Linked DNA regions of Homo sapiens: region 2 is linked to region 1. The links are chromatin contacts, found by Hi-C or POLR2A ChIA-PET in ENCODE. All regions are on one chromosome and are shown on one strand. The core of a region is the stretch at or near the end of the contact, and the rest is flanking DNA. Distances in the headings are between cores, read along the strand shown.

Region 1 (6,268 bases), core at 2,680-5,179:
CCTGGATAAGAAATATGACTTAATTACTACACAAACACTTAAAAATTCATTAGAAAAACCTTAGCAAAATAAAATGAAAGCTGACAGACTCAGAATAACAATTCCTCTCATAAAAGTTTACCAACTGTACAAGTTAAGAAAATTATACACGCTTTTGTATTAAGAAAGGACAGCTCAGTCAAGACATATGTACTGTAAAAATCTTTCAAAGGCTACAAAGAATCTGGAAAAATACAGAATGTATTTCTTAAGCCCAGATAAGAATATGGAAAGACATCATTGATGTCAACAATTTTACATATACAAACCTGACCTGGTTTATTTTTAAACTTCTATATATAAAAAAATCATGCTAGCATAATTTTCAGGATTCGTAAGGGTTTCCTTAATAAAGATACTCAAACTGTTTGGTGAGAAAAATGTCTGTTTTAAAGACATTTCAAGAAACTCAGAGAAATTGGTATTAAGCAGAAATTTGGACTTGAGTTTCCCATTCATCCATCAAACTAAGCAAAAATTACCTTGTAGTGAAATTTTATGATTAATACATCAAATGAGAAGGTACAGATACATCTTTAGTTCATTCAGATTTACCAAAATTAGTAAATCTGAATGAACTAAAGATATTCAAATGAGAAGGTAGAGATATATCTTTAGTTCATTCAAATTTACTAATTTTTAAAATACCCTTAAAAGAGTCTGACAGCTTTAAAGTAAAAAAATCTGCAAAAGGCAGAATTATGAAACCTCATTTCCTAAAGTTAAGACTCAATTCAAATTTTCAAACTGCTTCAAGGAAATCAACTTTTTAAGGTAACCCATCAACCCTGAAAATTTTAGTCACACCAGAATTTACTCCAAAGAAAGTAAAATAGGTCTAAAATTTAGTCATCTGTGTTTTCAAGTTCTTCAAATTTCCCATGTGAGACTGCTTCTTGGAAAAATTCAGAAGAACCTGGACTTTCTTTTCCATTGCTGTTTACCCTTCGCCTTTTGGCAGGTCTCTCACTTTTTTCATCAAAATCATTTTCATTTCTTGCAGTCATATGGGCAAGTTTTGGGTCAGTGGTAAGGTTATCTGTTTCATAACCATTAGTATCCATATCTGCATGAAGTGGTTTCTTATTTCCACCTGTTGGTCCATTAATGTGTAACCCTTCAACTTTTACTTCCTCTTTGTTTAATATTTCACCTGGTCCATTAGATGACACTCCTAAGTTGAAAGAAATATAAATGAAACCACAATTAGAAAAAAGTTAAATTTGCAAACTATTATAAAACAGCTTGTAGTTATTGTTATCAAGGAAGCAAGGTATCAAATACATAGTCTAAATTCTTGCTCTATTACTTATAAGCTATGTCGCCTTAGGCAAATTATTTACTCTTTCTGTATCTCCATTTCATTACATATATACAATGAAGATCATAATAGATATTCCTCACAGGGTTGTTGTGAAAATTAAATAAGTTAATAAATGTAAAGAACTAAGAACAGAATTTGGCATATGTTAAAAGCATATTAGGTATATGTGACAGCAAACAAGCACTGGATCCAGCAGTCTAACTAAGCTGAATTAATGGAAAATGCAGTAAATTACTCAGATTTAACAAAAGGTTTTCAACATTCTAAAACCACGTAAAAGCAAGATGAATGCTCTTTCTTTAAAAAGCTTGAGTAAACTGCCATATAAAAGCAAGATGTCATGACTTTTTTATTCTTAATGTAAATCTATGGGAACTGTACTTTAAAAGATCACACAAGGCTGGGTGCAGTGGCTCACGCCTGTATTCCCAGCACTTTGGGAGGCCAAGGCGGGTGTATCATGAGGTCAGGAGTTCAAGACCAGCCTGGCCAATAGGGTGAAAACTTGTCTCTACTAAAAATACAAAAATTAGCCAGGAGTGGTGGCGTGCACCGTCTCCCAGCTACTCGGAAGGCTGAGGCAGCAGAATCACTTGAACCCAGGAGGCGGAGGTTGCAGTGAGCCGAGATTGTGCCACTGCATTCCAGCCTGGGCGACAAAGCGAGACTCTGTCTCAAAAAGAAAAAAAAGATGATCACACACTATTTACCTAAGTAGACTTAAATAATCTGTCATAATGTTAAAAAACTAATGCCGCACTATCCAAGCATATACTTGAAAGTGCTAAATTATTTACTTAAGTAAATACAAATTACTTAAAAAGTAAATACAAATTCTATAGTAGGTGAGAAAAGTAAAAGCAAAATTATTCTAATAAAAGAAAACAAAAGTTCATTTTAGAGTTGACTGTAAAATGGAATGCAAATTTTGGTGATAAGAAGTAAAATATAGGGTGCATCACTGAATAATTACAATTTAATTGCTTGAAAAATATTCGGCATAAAGGATGAGCCTCAAATACTGTATTCTGATAGAAGAAAATATTCTATTTTGACCAACTCAATGCACTCAAATCATGAATGCACATGGGGATTATGCATCATAATATATTGAAGAGAACAATTCTGTAGGAACAAGTCCAAAAAGCTAGCTGACGACTGTGATTAGGTCAAAAATAACTGTAAGATTTCAAAGTACTAATTAAAGCCCCATATAAAAAAGTAATATAACATTGGGATGAAAAGTTCCTTCCTTCCTTTGAAAAAGCTGGCAGTTTTGACTGTACGTAATGTTGAGTGGCTTTTGAGCTACAAGTAATTTATAAGTAACTTATGAACACTTTCCTAGCCTAACAGCATGTTCTCATCAAATAGTTTCTTAAAAAGGAAAAGAAAATGATTTGGTGTTAATATGTTAAGAACAAACAGGAAAAACAATAGTAGTACCAACTGTCTGCCTCCCTTGAGCCTATACGGTTAGTCCCAAGGTCAGAGTCTCAGCATCTTATTCTACTTCAGAATGGACGTGACAAACATTAGACATCAAGTCAATAAACCTTCTTGGACCAGGACATAGTTACTGGGCCCTAAGTTTTGTTTGTTTGGTTTATTCCTAGAAGTAGTGAGGGAACAGAGAGGGGTCATGAAATGAACTAAGCATATACACTCCAGCAGGACCAATGTGAGACCAAAGGTCAGAAGAGGATCAAGGCTTTCACAGTGTTTCTCTTCCAGTTTCTGTCAGGAAGAAGTCAGCTCTTCACTGGTACTCTCCTATCACCAGTTTCCTCAGAGGAGCTGGGGGTGGCGCTTATTACTTTCTTCTTGGAACTCTTTTACTTAAAAAGACCATTTAATCAAAGAAGAAATCAAAATAATTCTCTGGCTCTTACTACTGATCAGCACAGTGATCTCTGGTCCACTGTATATTTTAAACGGAAACACTATCTGAACCTCAAACAATTGGTATGCCTTTTTCTTCTCTTTTTCTTGGAGAGAAAAACAAATATTTCTGTAGAATATTAATATACAGGTTGATACCGGCTTTATCTTTTCTCATTATTCAAGGTTATTATGCTATCAAAGAGAACTTAAATATTCAAAACAGTGCACTTGTTACCTTACATCAAGGTATTTTGCAATGATCTGTATATCTCATGTGAAACTGCAGGGTTTTGACCTAAGAGTTAACATAAATACTTGTATCTAGGCATCAACCCAACTAGACAAGACAGGAAAAGAGATGCTACTGAAAAAGAACAAATTTCTTACAAGAAATAGTCACTGTTGACAGTAGGCTTTATTAAAATTACTTTTTAGTGATGTCCAATCACTTTGTATTCTGTTAGTATATATGTATGCTGATGTTATGTTTGTCTCATGTGTTATCATTTTTTACTTTCTGCTCTGGAAGTTTAATAGAAACCCAAACGGAATTTCCCAAGTCACTGCAAGAAAGTGTCCCTTATTATGAAGAAAGAGAAATGTTTCTCTGGTTGCTTACCATTTTGATTAGCAGTGCTTACAGTGCCATCTTCTTTCTCAGACTGGCTGTTACTACTGTTTGATGCAGTTGGGGGAGGGGATGGTGCTCGACTAGATGCAGCACTTTCACTTTCGTCTAGAAGACGATCCATGTAATCCCTTAAAATTAATAAAACAATTTTTATATTAAAAAGAGCTGAAAATTAAAAATTAGTTGAGGTTAAATTCAGAAGGCTTTCTTAACAAATATATCCTAATATTCACTTAACATTCATTCCAGTGCTTCATCTATCATACCAGGATCTGAATATTTAAATGAAAAGCTCCTTTTGGTTACATGTTTATAGGAAAAATGCATAACGGCTTTAAAGTAACAAATTTTAGAGACCCATAGGAAATTTTAAAGCTTGTAAAGTTGTAGGCAGGTGCTCAGAGTGGCCCAACTAGAACTGGAAGATCTCTTAACTGAAGTGATAGGGGTGATGTCTAGTAAAAGTACAAAAGAATTTCTGTACAAACATAGATTGAATTTTAAAGCTCCTAAAGGCGATACCTAAAAGACAAATTTGAGCCTAACAAAAAGGACTGATTACCTCCTAAAACCTTCCTGGATATTTTTGGTATTATATTTCTGCCAGATCTGAGCTATAAGATGCTAACTAAATTCCTGGGATTATCTGCTGGTTTTATCCTGTCACTTTCTCATTGTATGTGAGCTCATTTCTTCTCTAAATCATTCCTGAACTACGTAACTGTGGTTAAGTGACATTGGTGAGCAGATCTGGGATAGAGATTTGTCTCTCTCAGGTTTAGTGTATCACCTACAAAATGTAGATAAATCATATGTCTAACACACATGGTTATTGTATTATATATGTACATAAAAATGTTTCATAATCCAAAAAGTGCTACTAAACCACTAGAATAAAAGTCAGCCAACTATAGCCTGTGGGCTGGCCATCTGTTTTTTGTAAATAAAGTATTATTGGAACCCAGCCACACACCTTTGTTTACATAGTGTCTATGACTGCTTTCCTGCAACAACTGCACAACTGAGTAGTGTGATTAAGTCCTTTCTTACTACAGAGCATAAAATATTTATTCTCTACCTGTTACAGAAAAAGTTTGCTGATACTAGATACTGCACTAGAATTCCCCAAGGTCAGGAATTTTTAGTCTACTTTGTTTATACCTGCACCACTGGTACCTAAGTTGTGCAAGGCACAGAACAGAAAGAAACTCAATAAAATTCTAATTGTGTTATTTATCTTAAAATTCCTTCAGCATAAGTATGATAGAAATATTAAGACAAATCTCTTAGAATTTTGTGAGCAGGGTAAATAAGAAGGAAACAGTGGAAGCTCTGAGGAATTTTCTGAAAGTCTGTGTTAATAGTCTATAATATGCTATTAATTGTAGTTATCTCAACCTATATGGTCATCACTGTCTCCTAGGTTATAGGGATTTAACAAATATAGGGATGTGATACCTGACTTCAAGAAACTTCTAATAGTCTGAGGTATAAAACTAATACATATCTCAGAAATGTATATGACCATGACCTATGCAATTTACATTCTATGCCTTATTTTCCTCATCTATAAATGAAGGGAATTCAATTAGATGGTCTTGAATACCTATAAATCTATATAGAATTAAATTAGATGGTCTTGAAGACTTCTTCAGCTTTATGCTACTCATCATAATTATAGAAAAATTACATAACAAATTTGAAGCACACAGAAATAAGTGTGGTGAGTCCCAAAGGGACTTCAGGTGCTAAGGCTAACAGAAGACACATGATGAGGAATTGTTGGAAATAAATACGTTATAGTGGGAATGGATAATATGAAGGAAGTTAAAAGCCAAAGCAAGGCCGGGTGTGGTGGCTCACGCCTGTCATCCCAGCACTTTGGGAGGCCGAGGCAGGTGGATCACCTGAGGTTGGGAGTTTGAGACCAGCCTGACCAACATGGAGAAACCCTGTCTCTACTAAAAATACAAAATTAGCCGGGTGTGGTGGCGCATGCCTGTAATCCCAGCTACTCGGGAGGCGGCGGCAGTAGAATCACTTCAACCCGGGCGGTGGAGGTTGCAGTGAGCCGAGATTGCGCCACTGTACTCCAGCAGCCTGGGCAACAGGTTGAGACTCCGTCTTTAAAAAAAAAAAAAAAGCCAAGGCAAAGGAAACAAGAGTTGATATCAAAATTATTTTTAATTTCTGGATATAGTCATAATTCTGTGAAAGGATAGTAATTATTATTATCATTGTTTCCTAAAGATTAATAGCATCCAGAATATTCAGGAAAGGGCAGAATCAGACAAACCATCCAGAAAGTTGAAGCAGCATTCAGGTAATCAAAGTTATGCTGAGTTAATGTTTAGTTTTTGGAAAAATTATTTGGAAAGCTGAGTATTCTA
Region 2 (6,268 bases), core at 1,118-3,617, 130 kb before region 1:
TCTGGCTGGGTGGGCACGCTGGCTTACGCCTCTAATCCCAGCACTTTGGGAGGCCGAGGCGGGTGGATCCCCTGAGGTCAGGAGTTCGAGACCAGCCTGGCCAACATGGCGAAACCCCGTCTCTATTAAACGTACAAAAATTAGCCGGGCATGGTGGTGCGTGCCTGTAATCCCAGCTACTCAGGAGACTAGGCAGAAGAATCGCTTGAACCCAGGAGGCAGAGGCTGCAGTGAGCTGAGATCGTGCCACTGCACTCCAGCCTGGGTGACAAGAGCGAGACTCCATCTCAAAATAAAAAAGAAATTTTAGGAGTCCGTGAGCTAGGAATCAGCATTATCAGTTCTCAGAGAATTTGAGCTTTTCGTGTTGCCTTCGTTTTTCTCTTTCTCTCCATTATCAAACAATCATTCAATTGCATAATTCTCATCAACCTTCTTAACTGAGGTTTCTTGACTCCACATCACCCCCTATTGCTTAATTTCTCTATTATGCTTCATAACTTGATTTCTCAAAGGATTTGTTATACACATTGTTATTTTATTTCTCATGATTCACTTTCATAATGTCATATTTCCTTATGTGTCTTATTATCTTTGAATGTGTGCTGGACGGTATTTGGAAAATTATTTATAGGAACAATTTGAGAACTAGGGTGATGATACGTTACTCCAGAAAAGATTTTTTTTTTTTTTATTGTTTATGCCAGGTATATGGAGGCAGTACTTGTCAGAACATACTAAAGCATTCAAGGCTTCACTTTCCCTAAAACATCCAGGTGGCAATCTTAACTATTCTAGTTCACCCTAAGGTTGTAACCCTTTTGGATCCCAGGTAAAATGAATAGGTGTGGGGGTTTTTTGTGTGTGGGGGAAGGGAACTGGAGAACATTTAAATATCAAAACTTTGGACCTTTGGTCAGCTTTTTGTTTTTTTCTATCTCAAGCCATGAAGCTTCCAAAACTTGATCTTACCTTCACATCACAAATACTCTCAGGGAAAAAGTGGCTTGGCATGTTGGGCTTCCCTATCTGAGTTCTTATCTTCTCCTAGATTTAAGACCAGGGATCCCTTATCATCTTTTAAGTCAATGATTCTCTTTAGACTTTAAAAAATATTCAATCTAGCCTTTTAAGGTGTTTTCAGCAGGAGGGCTGTTACTAATCACCTGGCCTTCCATAATGGTAGCAAAAATCTCTAATCCATTTTCTTTCCTTAAATCATATAGTGATCTTTTAAAAGTAGGCTGATCCTGATTAAAGCCTCTTCAGCGGATTCTCATTGTACTTAGTATGAAACTTGTACTTCTTACAAAGACCTGGCCGGGCACGGTGGCTCATGGCTGTAATCCCAGCACTTTGAGATGCCAAGGCAAGTGGATCACTTGAGGTCAAGAGTTTGAGGCCAGCCTGACCAACATGGCGAAACCCTGTCTGTACTAAAAATACAAAATTAGCCGGGCATGGTAGTACACACCTGTCATCCCAGCTACTTGAGAGGCTGAGGCAGGAGAATCCCTTGAACCCAGGAGGCAGAGGTTGCAGTAAGCTGAGATTGCACCATTGCACTCTAGCCTGGGCAACAAGAGTGAAACTCCATCTAAAAAAAAAGAAAGAAAAGAAACAAAGACCTGTATATTGTGAACCTTGTGTGTGTATTCAGCCTCATTCCCTACCTCCCTGGCCTTCATTTAAATTGCATCTTCAACCAGGCAGGGTGGTTCACACCTGTAATCCCAGATCTTTGGGAGGTCAAGGTAGGCAGATCACTTGAGGTCAGGAGCTCAAGACCAGCCTGGCCAACATGGTGAAACCCCATCTCTACTAAAAATACAAAAATTAGCCGGGTGTGGTGGTGCACACTTGTAATCCCAGCTACTTGGGAGGCTGAGGCATGAGAATCACTTGAACCCAGGAGGTGGAGACTGCAGTGAACTGAGATGGTGCCACTGCACTCCAGCCTGGGCGACAGAGCAAGACTCTATCTCAAAATAAATAAACAAATTGCAACTTCATTAGCCTCTTTTCAGTACAACTACCAGATTGCCTGAAAGGAATATATATTTTCCCCTCTGCCTAGACACACCAATACTCTATTCATGCAACTTGTAGCTCATTTGCATATTTTGGTTAATGTCATCTGTTCAGAGAGGCGTCCTCTGACTACGCTATCAACAATATACCTCTTTTATGGTTCTCCCTCACCAAAGTGTGTTTATTTCTGTTACAGAATAAATTTCAATTATTCACCCCTTGGTTTTTTGTTTTTTGGTGGTTTTCTTTTTCTGACACGGTCTCACTCTGTTGCCCAGGCTGGAATGCAGCAGTGTGGTCACGGCTCACTGCAGCTTCGACCTCCCTGGCTCAGTAATCCTCCCACCTCAGTCTCTTGAGTAGCTGAGACTACAGACACACCACCACACTCAGCTAATTTTTGTACTTTTTTTTTAGAGACAGGGTTTCACCATGTTGCCCAGGCTAGTCTCAAACTCCTGGGCTCCAGTGATCCACCTGTCCTGGCCTCCCAAAGTGCTGGGGTTATAGGTGTAAGCCACTGCACAAGTCCAATGTCTTGTTTTTTTGTTTGTTTATTTTCCATATTACCCACTAAAATGTATGCATCATTGGGCAGGAGTCACAATTCCAGAGTCCATCAGTGTCTGGCATATAGTTGATCAACAAATAACTATTGATTGAATGACTACCAGACTCCGTATTAAATTTGTTACATCTATTATTTCATTTAACTCAGAAAGTATTTCTATAAGTGCTATTGTTTCCAGTTAACAAATGAGGAAAGTAAGACTCACAGATGTTAAGTAACTTTCCTATGGCTATGGCTATGTAACCCACACAAAAAGGTGCAATTTGGACCCAGGCTATCTAAGTCCAAAGTCTGTATGCCTGACCCCTGCACCATACTTACTTTAAGAATATCCATTGGATGATAATTCAGATTACTAAAACTCATAACTGAATATGAGAGAAATGCAGGTAGAAGGGACTATTTCTATTTCTCTTTTCAAAGGAATTAGCCAAAATATTTTTTGAATAACACATATGATTCTATTTTATTTAGAAATCCATCATTTTCCAAGACAATATAGCTTTATCATATAATAGTAAATAATTGAAAGTTATAGTCTGTTAATAGAAATTCACTTTAAGGCAAATTATTCTAAAATAGATTTAGCTCTAACCATGTACAAGCAATGCATATGTAAGTAAATAAAATTATTCTTTTACATTTCTTAAAAGTTTACTGCAGTGGAGAAAATGGTTGATTGGGTTTAATTAGAAGTAACTTAATAGCATGGAAATACTTATGTTTGTTTCTTTAGAGCCAGTAGAAGAACATCTAAAATCAAGATCTATTAGACCCTATCTTTATCTTAAGGATACAACTGAGGTAGGTGTAATTTGTATACTCAGTAATTACTTAATAGAAATTCAAATTAGTCCTAATAATTTTATATATGCTCCTACAAATCCAAAATTCAAGTGAATTTTAGGATTCAAAATGATAAAATGTTAAAGTGATTTCATCTCTGATATTATGTAAAACTTTATGTATGGAGACAGTAGAGAAGATAATATATTATTTGTTGGAGATATTTCAATACAGTAGAGATTATTGAACATGGTAAGGACTAGCACTTATAAAGTCAGTTAAGACAGAGCATCATAAAAAACATACATGTAAAACTTAAACATCCAAATTTATTAAATAAAAATATATATCAATTTGTTAATCTTTTAATGTGTAACCAAGACCTTTTTTTGAGTATGCTATGTGTGGTGGTTAATTAAATTACATAATTGCAATAGCAACTACCAGAAAGAGGTTTGGAACCAACACTATTGACTCTTGATAATCACTTCAGCAGAAGTTCATGGGCATGCTGAAGAGTGACTAGCTCTGAGCATTGAGTGTGCCTTGGACATCATTCAGTAGTTTTTATATAGGGAACTATAGAGATAAATTAAACCAGAGAATTAGCAAGGGAAAGTCACTTTAGAGAGTCTCTTAAGTATTAATTTTTGTATTTTATATATATATAATATATATATAAAGAAATATGGAGAAATACAGACTTAGGGCCATAATTAATAACAAATTTTTGTTGCATATTCCTATATTTTATAATTTAAAAAATATTAAAAGGATTATCAGTTTTATCTTCATCTACATGGTTTATTTAATTTCATGTTTTATTTAGGTTCATGGTTAATAAAAGTCCCCCAAGCTATGTATTACAACATAACGTCACAATCAGGTTACTTATCATAATACATTTACTAGCATCTTATGTAAAAATTATAAAATTTTAGTTTTTTAAAAATAGAAATATCCATGTGATATTTTAAATGCAAATAGTAGAGAAACACTAATAAGCACACACAGCCCTTTCATTCTCTGCTTCCTCTTCTAATTTCCTCTTTTCAGAAGCAACCAAGTTTAACCTTTTTGGGTTTCAGTACCTTATAAGATTAACTCCATATTTCTAAAGAATGAGTTTCTACTGCTGATTTTAATTTATCAACTTTAAACATTATCTAGTGAAAATCAATAACAAAGATTGTTTATACCACCGTGCATCCTGCCTCTCCCCACTTTCCTCTTCTGGATCTTTGATAGTTACTTTTTTCCTTTCTTCTATTGTTAATTTTTGCAACTTGAAATAATATATCTAACTTTTTTCCCATCATTTTTAATCACTAACTCCTGATTCCCCTTTATATATGATGAAGATCTTAACAGTTTTATCCTGTCTTCCAACTATCTTCCACACTTCTTCCCTAGGTCAAGTATATATTTATTTACTTTCACATTTTTTAAGTCAACTATTATATTCAGCTTTGAACTCTGATTAAGTTGTTTGTAGGTTAATTCTAAAACTCAAAATACTATTAACAGCATTTATATTATTATTTATAAATAATCATTTCATTTACATTATAGTAATGTCTCTGTAATAATCATTACCGAACAAAGTAATGTGCTTGGATTACCTTTCTTCTCAGTGGGTACAATTTAACAACAATGGACTCTTTTTTCTCTATCTATTACTAAAAAAATGCCATGTTTTAGTTTCCCTCATATTTAGACCTTAACTGTTCAGTACACTTTTATGTTTTTTCTTGGACTTTCTAATGGCCTTTCTTTTTTCTTGTGGGAAATGATGATAATAATATCAAACATGTAATTGCATATGTGCCTCAAGCACTATTCAAAGAAAAATTACATCCTCAACAACCCAATGACGTAAATACTATTATCCCTGAGAAAAAAGAGGCACAAGGAAGATAAGCAACTTGCCTGGGATCAAATAGTATATGACAGAACCAGGAAGAACCCAGCAGTTTGATTCATGCTCATTGTCACTAAGATCTGCAGCCTCCAAAAAAGAAGCATGTAACTTTCTTATCATATGTGAAAATGATCAAGTTTTTTATTCATTCTCTCTATTGTGTGTAATCCATTCCAATGTTCTTGGAGGAATTGTTCATGAAGCCCAGTGACTTCTTGTTCTAAATTTGACCTGTTACCTATAAGCCTACTTTTACATTGTCATTCCATTCCTTTGCTCAGTTCCTCAGATTCTAGTATCCCATGTCTCCTTATTCCTTTTTTTTTTTTTTTTTTTTTTTTTTTTTTGAGACGGAGTCTCGCTCTGTCGCCCAGGCTGGAGTGCAGTGGCGCCATCTCGGCTCACTGCAAGCTCTGCCTCCTGCGTTCAGGCCATTCTCCTGCCTCAGCCTCCCGAGTAGCTGGGACTACAGGCGTCAGCCACCATGCTGGCTAATTTTTTTGTATTTTTAGTAGAGACGGGGTTTCACCGTGTTAGCCAGGATGGTCTCGATCTCCCGACCTCGTGATCCGCCTGCCTCGGCCTCACAAAGTGCTGGGATTACAGGCATGAGCCACCGCACCGGCCTACTTTTAATTCTTTAAGGTATTTTCATACTGTTTTCCATAGTGTTTATACTAGTTTACATTCCCACCAACAGTGTAAAAGTGTTCCCTTTTTACCACATCCATGCCAAGGTCTATTTTTTAAAAAATTTTTAAATTATGGCCATTCTTTCAGGAATAAGGCAGTATCTCATTGTGGTTTTAATTTGCATTTCCCTGATAATTAGTGATGTTGAGCATTTTTTCATTTGTATATCTTATTTTGAAAATTATCTATTCATATCCTTTGCCTACTTTTTGATGGGATTATTTGTTGGTTTTTGTTGTTTGTTTGTTTTTTTGAGACAGAGTCTT

What was found. A loop is a pair of places that touch in the nucleus more often than their neighbours do. ChIA-PET counts read pairs that join two places held with the same protein, here RNA polymerase II (POLR2A). Pooled maps may share reads with other maps.
Region 2: a map with no recorded cell type shows a loop between it and region 1 (9-fold over the local background). The contact joins two enhancer-like sites. A Hi-C loop is called at or near these places in 10 of 37 single-sample maps with no recorded cell type and 6 of 50 pooled maps. POLR2A ChIA-PET finds 5 or more read pairs at or near these places in 2 of 52 experiments (PC-9 and activated naive CD8-positive, alpha-beta T cell).

Annotation. Positions count from the first base shown.
Region 1 is chr1:66,979,517-66,985,784 of GRCh38, reverse strand. It overlaps MIER1 (MIER1 transcriptional regulator), which reads right to left. Exons shown (of 14, transcript NM_001077700.3): 13 at 3,867-4,006; 14 at 1-1,213. The coding sequence ends at 885. It also overlaps a transcript of SLC35D1 not described here. Among named protein-coding and RNA genes, the nearest start is that of MIER1, 58 kb to the right of the region's middle. RefSeq lists silencers at 1,012-1,212, 1,200-1,249. Within about 2 kb of position 3,929, at least 9 of the 41 ENCODE cell types and tissues checked have a DNase peak (open chromatin) inside an H3K27ac peak, as active enhancers do.
Region 2 is chr1:67,108,715-67,114,982 of GRCh38, reverse strand. The region is part of intron 5 of C1orf141 (chromosome 1 open reading frame 141); the gene reads left to right. Among named protein-coding and RNA genes, the nearest start is that of C1orf141, 23 kb to the left of the region's middle. Within about 2 kb of position 2,367, at least 2 of the 41 ENCODE cell types and tissues checked have a DNase peak (open chromatin) inside an H3K27ac peak, as active enhancers do.